Regions from separate parts of the Mus musculus genome. Here region 2 is linked to region 1. Evidence: chromatin loops called from intact Hi-C (ENCODE). Cell type or tissue: heart. All regions are shown on one strand. Each heading gives the region's core, and the rest is flanking DNA. Links, peaks and the distances in the headings are about the cores only.

Region 1 (3,224 bases), core at 327-2,826:
GGAAGGAAACCCTTTTACACAGAACCAGTGTTCATCTCAGAATTAGGAGGAGAGAATTAAATAAAAGCTGTGCAAAGAAATCTCTATATGCACACTATAAAATTCCCTTAAAAAAAAAAAAAAACCCTGCTGGGTCGTGGTGGCGCACGCCTTTAATCCCAGCACTCAGGAGGCAGAGGCAGGCAGATTTCTGAGTTCGAGGCCAGCCTGGTCTACAGAGTGAGTTCCAGGACAGCCAAGGCTACACAGAGAAACCCTGCCTTGAAAAACCAAACCAACCAACCAAACAAACAAAAACCTACACATTTCATCTAACATGAAGAAGAGGGGAGAGAGAGCCTTATTTCTTGGAATTCACTCTGAGGCCTTAGCTAATATCGTCTGTTGAGGAAGCACAGAATATACCACCCGGCTTTCCACCGTTCTGACTACTAGGATACATTCGACAAGAAGGTATTAACTCTTAAATAATGCTCCAATTTAGATCGCCCTTAACAGGCACCTATAGCCTCCTTGGCCTCATATGCAGTAAGCCTGGGCCAGGCCAGTCACTGGGCACTCCTCACTTCATCTGTTCATTTTCTACCTGCTTATATCGCTGTGACTGAGCAAGAGATAAAAGGTTCACCTCTGCCCTGAAAAGCCTGTGTTGTCACCATCACTCTGCCTGCCAGGACTAGGGAAAGGGCACTGGCCTCACTGGCGCAGGAAACGGGAGTGGAGTGCAAGGCCAAGAAAGAGATGAAGGTCCACCATCTTTTCAGGAAGAGGAGACCTTTTCCCCTGGGGCTGGCTCACTTTGTTTTCTCCAAAGGATAAATAAGGGATGTCAGGCATTGTGGTGCCATGCGAGAATGCGGAGGAAGGGACTGGAAAAATCACAAGTTCAGGGCCACTCTACAGTACTCAATGAGTGTGAGGTCAGCCTAAAACTACACGAGACAGTCTCTCAACATCACACTAATTTTAAAAGGAGACTTCTTTGACTACTCGCACGAAAGAACTAAGGGTCTGGTAAAAGAATGAGGAAAGACTGTGCGGTAAAAAGGCGTTTCGGGTTAAGAAAGATACTATCATGGACATATGGACCTTTGGAGCTTAAAGATTATTTTGTTCTGTGAATCCTGCTACTGAAAGGAGAGGCGATTTTAATAATTTACAGAAGGCGATCCTGGTGGGTCCAGCCTGTGATCTCTGTACTCCCAGTGGCGGAGGCTGAAAGACTGCCGCGAGTTCCAGATCAGCCTGGGATACCGAGTGAGAGAGCCTTGCCTCAACAACAATCCGACAATCGAAAGCAAGAGAAGTTTGTAAGGGGCTCGTGAAACAGCTCTTTACGGTTAGTGTTCCCCTTCGCAGGGAGATGTGCGGTTTGGACACAGCCAGCTAATAAAGAGGGCCGGGGTCGAACTCAGACCACCTCCCCCGCTGACCACTGAAGAGATTCTCCCGCCCCGCTCAGAAACCTCAAGTTCCTCTAACCCCCACGATGGATCCTCTCCCCGATACTTCTGGTCTTTCCCATCGTGCACTCTTACTTTCCAGAAGCTCCTCCAGTTCCCGGTCGTCTTCGACCCCAACACCGCAACCTTCCTCAGCAGCCGCCATCTTACTGCCTCCGACTTGCCGTAGGAGGTGGAACCACTGGCGCCACCACATGCCCCGCCCCAACCCCGCCCCCATGACTTGAGCAGCCAATAATATCGTTCTACCGTGCAGGACCGCCATTTTTAAAGGGACAGGAGACTGGGTTTGTTTTTGTTTTTGTTTTTTTTCTTGGGTTGGGCCTCAAACCTAGGTTCTTGCACGTATTAAGCAAGCACTCGGCTACTGGAGCTACAGAGCCACAGCGGTTTGCCTTGAACTAGATAGATTGCTCAAGCTGGTCCAGAAATCGGGGTCTCCCTTCCCCGTCTCCACTTCCAAACTACTTGACCCATGAGGCCCAGCTGTATTGTGGGGGCGGGTCAGAAGGGGTGGGAGGGTTTATTGCGTTTTGCTTGCCCCATCTTTAACCTGGAATCTTTAATCTGGGTTTTGTTTTCAGGCAGGGTTTTCTAATCCTACTGTCTCCACCTCCCAAGGACAGAGATTACAGCACAGGGCTCAGCTAAAATACGAAGCTATTAAACGAGCAATTTTTCGCTTGAGACAGGATTGCCAAATTGAAGCAACCTTGGTTTCATCCTCAAAGCACACGTGGTAGGAGAGATGTCTATCATGTGCTGGCTCTGACCTCCGAATATGCTCCTTGACATATACACAAAACAGATAAACAAAGATCATCCAATTTATTTTTAGCGTATAATGAGCATCTACTGTTGTATACAATCGTGCTGAGCACAGTGAAATCTACAAGTGGATCAGGGATGGTCCTACCTGTAGAGGTTGACTGGAGATAGAATTGGAAACACAGATGTTACTTAAGCAGATTAAAAAACAAGCATTCTTTCTTTGAATCATTTCTTTCAGTTTTCTTTGTGTGTTGGGGGGATTGTCTTGTTTTTGTTTTATCGAGAATGTTCTGTATGTAGCCTTGGCTTTCCTGGAACTCTGTAGACCAGGCTGGCCTTGAACGAAAAAAATACTCTTGACTCTGCCTCGAGGGTGGTGGCATTAAATGCGTGTACCACCACACCTGTCTCTCTTTTCTATTCAGCTGGCAAGAAGTGGCAAATCCCTTTGGAGCTAGAGCAATAGGTGGTTGGCAGCCACCAGATGTGGGTGCTGGGAACTAACCTGAGTCCTCTGCAAGAACAGTCTTTGCTCTAAACAGCTAAGCCATCTCTTTAACCACCATGATATCTTTTTTTTTTTTTTTTGAGACAGCATCTTGCTCTTTAGCCAATTGTTCTGCTTTAACCTTCCAAGAATCCGAATTATGGCTGTGAATTGCTGTGCCAGATTCTTGCCTGACCTTGAAGGAAGAATGTATAAAACTTAAGAAAATATTCCCGTAATATACACATTTTTGAGAAAGCAGTCTTAGTTTGAGGATTATATTTAAGAAAGCAACTCTTAAATCTGAAAACACTAAAGTCCTGTGCTCTTTGGAGCAGCTTTTCCTCCTCAGTCAGGCACACTCCCCCCCCCCCACACACACACACAATGTATGTTCCAGTTTACTCATTGCAGCAATGCTGATAATCAGCATAAATAACCCAGATACTATGAGGAAAACCTAAACACACAACACACATATAAAACTTTAAAATGTCTTGAAT
Region 2 (3,224 bases), core at 480-2,979, 94 kb before region 1:
GGGAAAACCAGCAGCTGTTACCAAAATGCCACCTCCCCGCCCCCACCCTTCTCCCCCCCCCCCGGGGGGGGGGGCAACTGCACACTTTCTGGCTTTGGGCCAAGGACCAAACCCACCATCAGTTCTTGGGACCATATTCCCTCCATTGCACAGTAGTTCCTAGAGGAAACCAGGGGCCCCCATCCCAGAATGTGTATCCTTAACCACTTTTCAAACTTGTCTTATAGTGGTAACTCGGACCCAACACAGTTACAAACAAGGCTAAATAAAATAATAAATAAGTGGGATACTGGTAGAGGACTGTGGCTGGCAGACACAACAAAGAAAGAGGAAACAAAACAAGAAACCCTCCCACTGGAAGGTGTAGCCAGCCCCTCTTTCTCTATGTCAGGCCCCTTTCTCAGAGCTTTCCTTCCACTCCTCCCGCTTCTAGTGCAAGGTCTCCTGGGGACAGAGCTAGATCAGTGTGGGGTCCACCTCGGCTGCTGACAGGGCTGAAACAGACCCTGGAAGATGGAAGCAGGGGTGGGGAGGTGTGTGAGTGAGATGGGGAGGGGGAGGGGGAGGGACCAGCTCCTCAAGTTTCAGTAGTGAGGAGCTTTGAGTGTCTGGTGGGTTAAAAATACAGACGCCCCAACTCAGGGTCATTTGATACGGGGAGCTGAGGCGTGTTAGATCCAGAGGCCTGCACTCAGGCAGCCTGGAAGGAAGGGGGCTGAGGAGAAAGAAGAAAGGAAAGCATGAGAGAGGAGGCCTAGAGTAGTAGTGTGGGAGCTGAAGAGAGTAAGGGTGGAAGTGGGGCCGTAAAGGGCCAGAAGAACGGAGTGGTGGCTGCACAGACAAGGAGGCGCTGAAGCAGTCAGGGTCACCACCAGAGTCCTGTCTGGCTCCTAAGGTTCAGTTCACAGTGGAAGAGGTCTGGTGTGCCAGTGTCCGTTCAGATAGCTCCCTCTCCCCAGAACCCTGAAGAAATGAGACACCATGGCTGGATCATCTACTGAGCAGGCCTGCCCGTCACTCCTGGGTGGCCTCTGCAGCCACGGGTGTAAGCTCTGCCTGGCACATCAGTCACTCTCCTGGGAGATGAAGAGACAGGATTCTGAGATCTCCTCAGCTCCAGTGCCATGCTTGGGCTACCTCTGGCCTCTCCCACTACAATGTCAGCTGTCCCTCTTGGATCCACTCCTGACATGTTCTTAAGAATGCTAAATTAGCTATATAAGGTCTGCCCCATGGGAATGCAAGATGCTATTCTGCTAGCATAACTTTATACTTCTTCCTAGATGCGAATTAAACGCCATCCTTCTAGAATGAGAAGTACGTTGCACTGTGGACATGGAAGTCTGACTTTATTGTGATCTCCCCCTTGAGCCCTCTTGAGCCTCAGTTTACCTAAATATAGTATGAGCCCTAGAAGGCCATGCAGGAGTCCTTGCTAAGTACTCAAAGCTTAATTCAACTCTTCACCTCTAAGCTAGGACCCTAAAAATGACAGCCTTCGTACCTCCAGCTCAGCTGTGTGCCTCAGATGCACAGAATTAATCCACAGCGTCCGATAAGGGCACAGGGTCCACCTCTTCCTGTTTACCTCGAGTTAACTTTTTCCCATACTTATACCGGATCATCTGTCCTTGTCAAAGACATAGGAATGAATAGTAGCTATTAGCTCTCTATAGACCTGTGCAGTCTGAGGAATCCTCCCAGCCCCTTATGCCCTAGAATCAGAGTCCCACGGGATCAGGCCAGAGCCCTCAGAGGAGGAAGCGCCACGAAGCAGTGGGCAGTACAGGCAGAGAAAGCCCAAGTCGCCATCACTACAGGATGGAACTCGGGCCAGCCCTGTCCTTCCCCCTGCATTCCTGAGTTGGGACTGTTGAGTGAAGCAAAGGAAACTGACTGGAGCTAAGCCAGGATTCTGGTCTTGGACTCCGCTCCATCTTTTATTCAGAGAATGATCTCATCCTTGGTCCACGGTCTTTAAAGGGAACTGCACGGGGGTTTCTTTCCTGGAGCCTGGAATGCGCTTTTATTGCTCATGTCTCGTCCATAAGATCAAAGAAATAGGCTTTACCTATAGAAGACTGCTGGATTTTAGGAGTTAGAAATACCACATTCTCTCCTGTATTATCAGTTTAGCCTCTGGCCCAGAAGGTGTCGTCCTTGCTACCTGTACTTCTTTCTGATAGGCCTTGTCCTACTCTGGGATCCCTGGATACCCTACATCCCCCCTCCTCCAGCCCCAGCCTCACTTACCCCTAACTCATCTGGTCTTATTTTTAGATCCGGCATCTCTCTCTCTCCCTTTCTTAATATGGCGATGAGCTCTTAGGCCTGCATGGGGCCAGGGGCTAAGGAGTCCTGGACACTGGGGGAGGGGGAAGGAACCAGCTGCTGGGAGGGAGCCTAGGGAAGAGGTATAGGAGGTGAGAGGATTCAGGCTCTCATGGAGCTGTCCTGGCCTCAGAAGGTTATCCATCCCTCCTGCCAACCACAGAGACATATTTAGACAGGACCAGGTGGGGACGGAGGGGGTGCCAGTTTCAAGGGGCAGCTCCGGTTCCCTCCCCGCCCCTGCTCCTATTCCTCCTCCTGACCCTTTTTCTCTTGGCTCTGTCGGCAGTTTCTCCAGGACCCAGCAGTGTCCTCTGTCCACTGCTCTGGCCCACTCTCTACCCCACCCCCACCTGGAGCCCCTAACTCAGGATTCTGTATCCGAGGGGCACCTCTCCCTATTTCAGCTAACCTCCTCTGGACCAGGAGAGCAGGCCCAGATTGTACTACCTCCATGAGAGCTACCGACAGGATGGGGGCCAGAGCAGTGTCCGAGCTGCGGCTGGCACTGCTGTTTGTACTGGTGCTAGGGACGCCCAGGTTAGGGGTCCAGGGGGAAGATGGGTTGGACTTCCCTGAGTACGACGGTGTGGACCGTGTGATCAATGTGAACGCCAAGAACTACAAGAACGTGTTTAAGAAGTATGAGGTGCTGGCCCTCCTCTACCATGAGCCCCCCGAGGACGACAAGGCCTCGCAGAGACAATTTGAGATGGAGGAGCTAATCCTGGAGGTGAGTGGAGAATAGCAGGCCTGGAGAGCATGCTCAGTCCCCTCGGTGAGCCCTGAGTCTGAGGGTGGGGGCTAGCTTAAGAGCAGCATGGCTGCTGGGCCTCTGTCTCCACCAAGTACATGACTGGAATGTGGCCTTGGCAAAAAGAAAAAGACTCAGG

What was found. Hi-C counts contacts between places; a loop is a spot of excess contacts. Peaks named below come from ENCODE experiments on the same cell type or tissue, not always from the same donor. Only the 100,000 strongest peaks of a DNase experiment are listed, where the experiment ranks them.
Region 2: a loop joins it to region 1, with 8 times the contacts of the local background. A loop is called at or near these places in 1 of 42 quality-filtered maps.

The regions. Positions count from the first base shown.
Region 1 is chr1:172,125,163-172,128,386 of GRCm38, reverse strand. Pex19 (peroxisomal biogenesis factor 19) reads right to left here and starts at 1,632. Exons shown (of 8, transcript NM_023041.3): 1 at 1,539-1,632. The coding sequence starts at 1,608. In heart, for the core only: no CTCF peak of the experiment used is centred there; DNase peaks (open chromatin) are centred at 706 and 1,616; H3K4me3 peaks cover 1,994 bases; H3K27ac peaks cover 1,448 bases.
Region 2 is chr1:172,219,252-172,222,475 of GRCm38, reverse strand. It overlaps Casq1 (calsequestrin 1), which reads left to right and starts at 2,581. Exons shown (of 11, transcript NM_009813.2): 1 at 2,581-3,064. The coding sequence starts at 2,786. In heart, for the core only: no CTCF peak of the experiment used is centred there; DNase peaks (open chromatin) are centred at 1,845, 2,555 and 2,835; H3K4me3 peaks cover 1,550 bases; H3K27ac peaks cover 2,500 bases.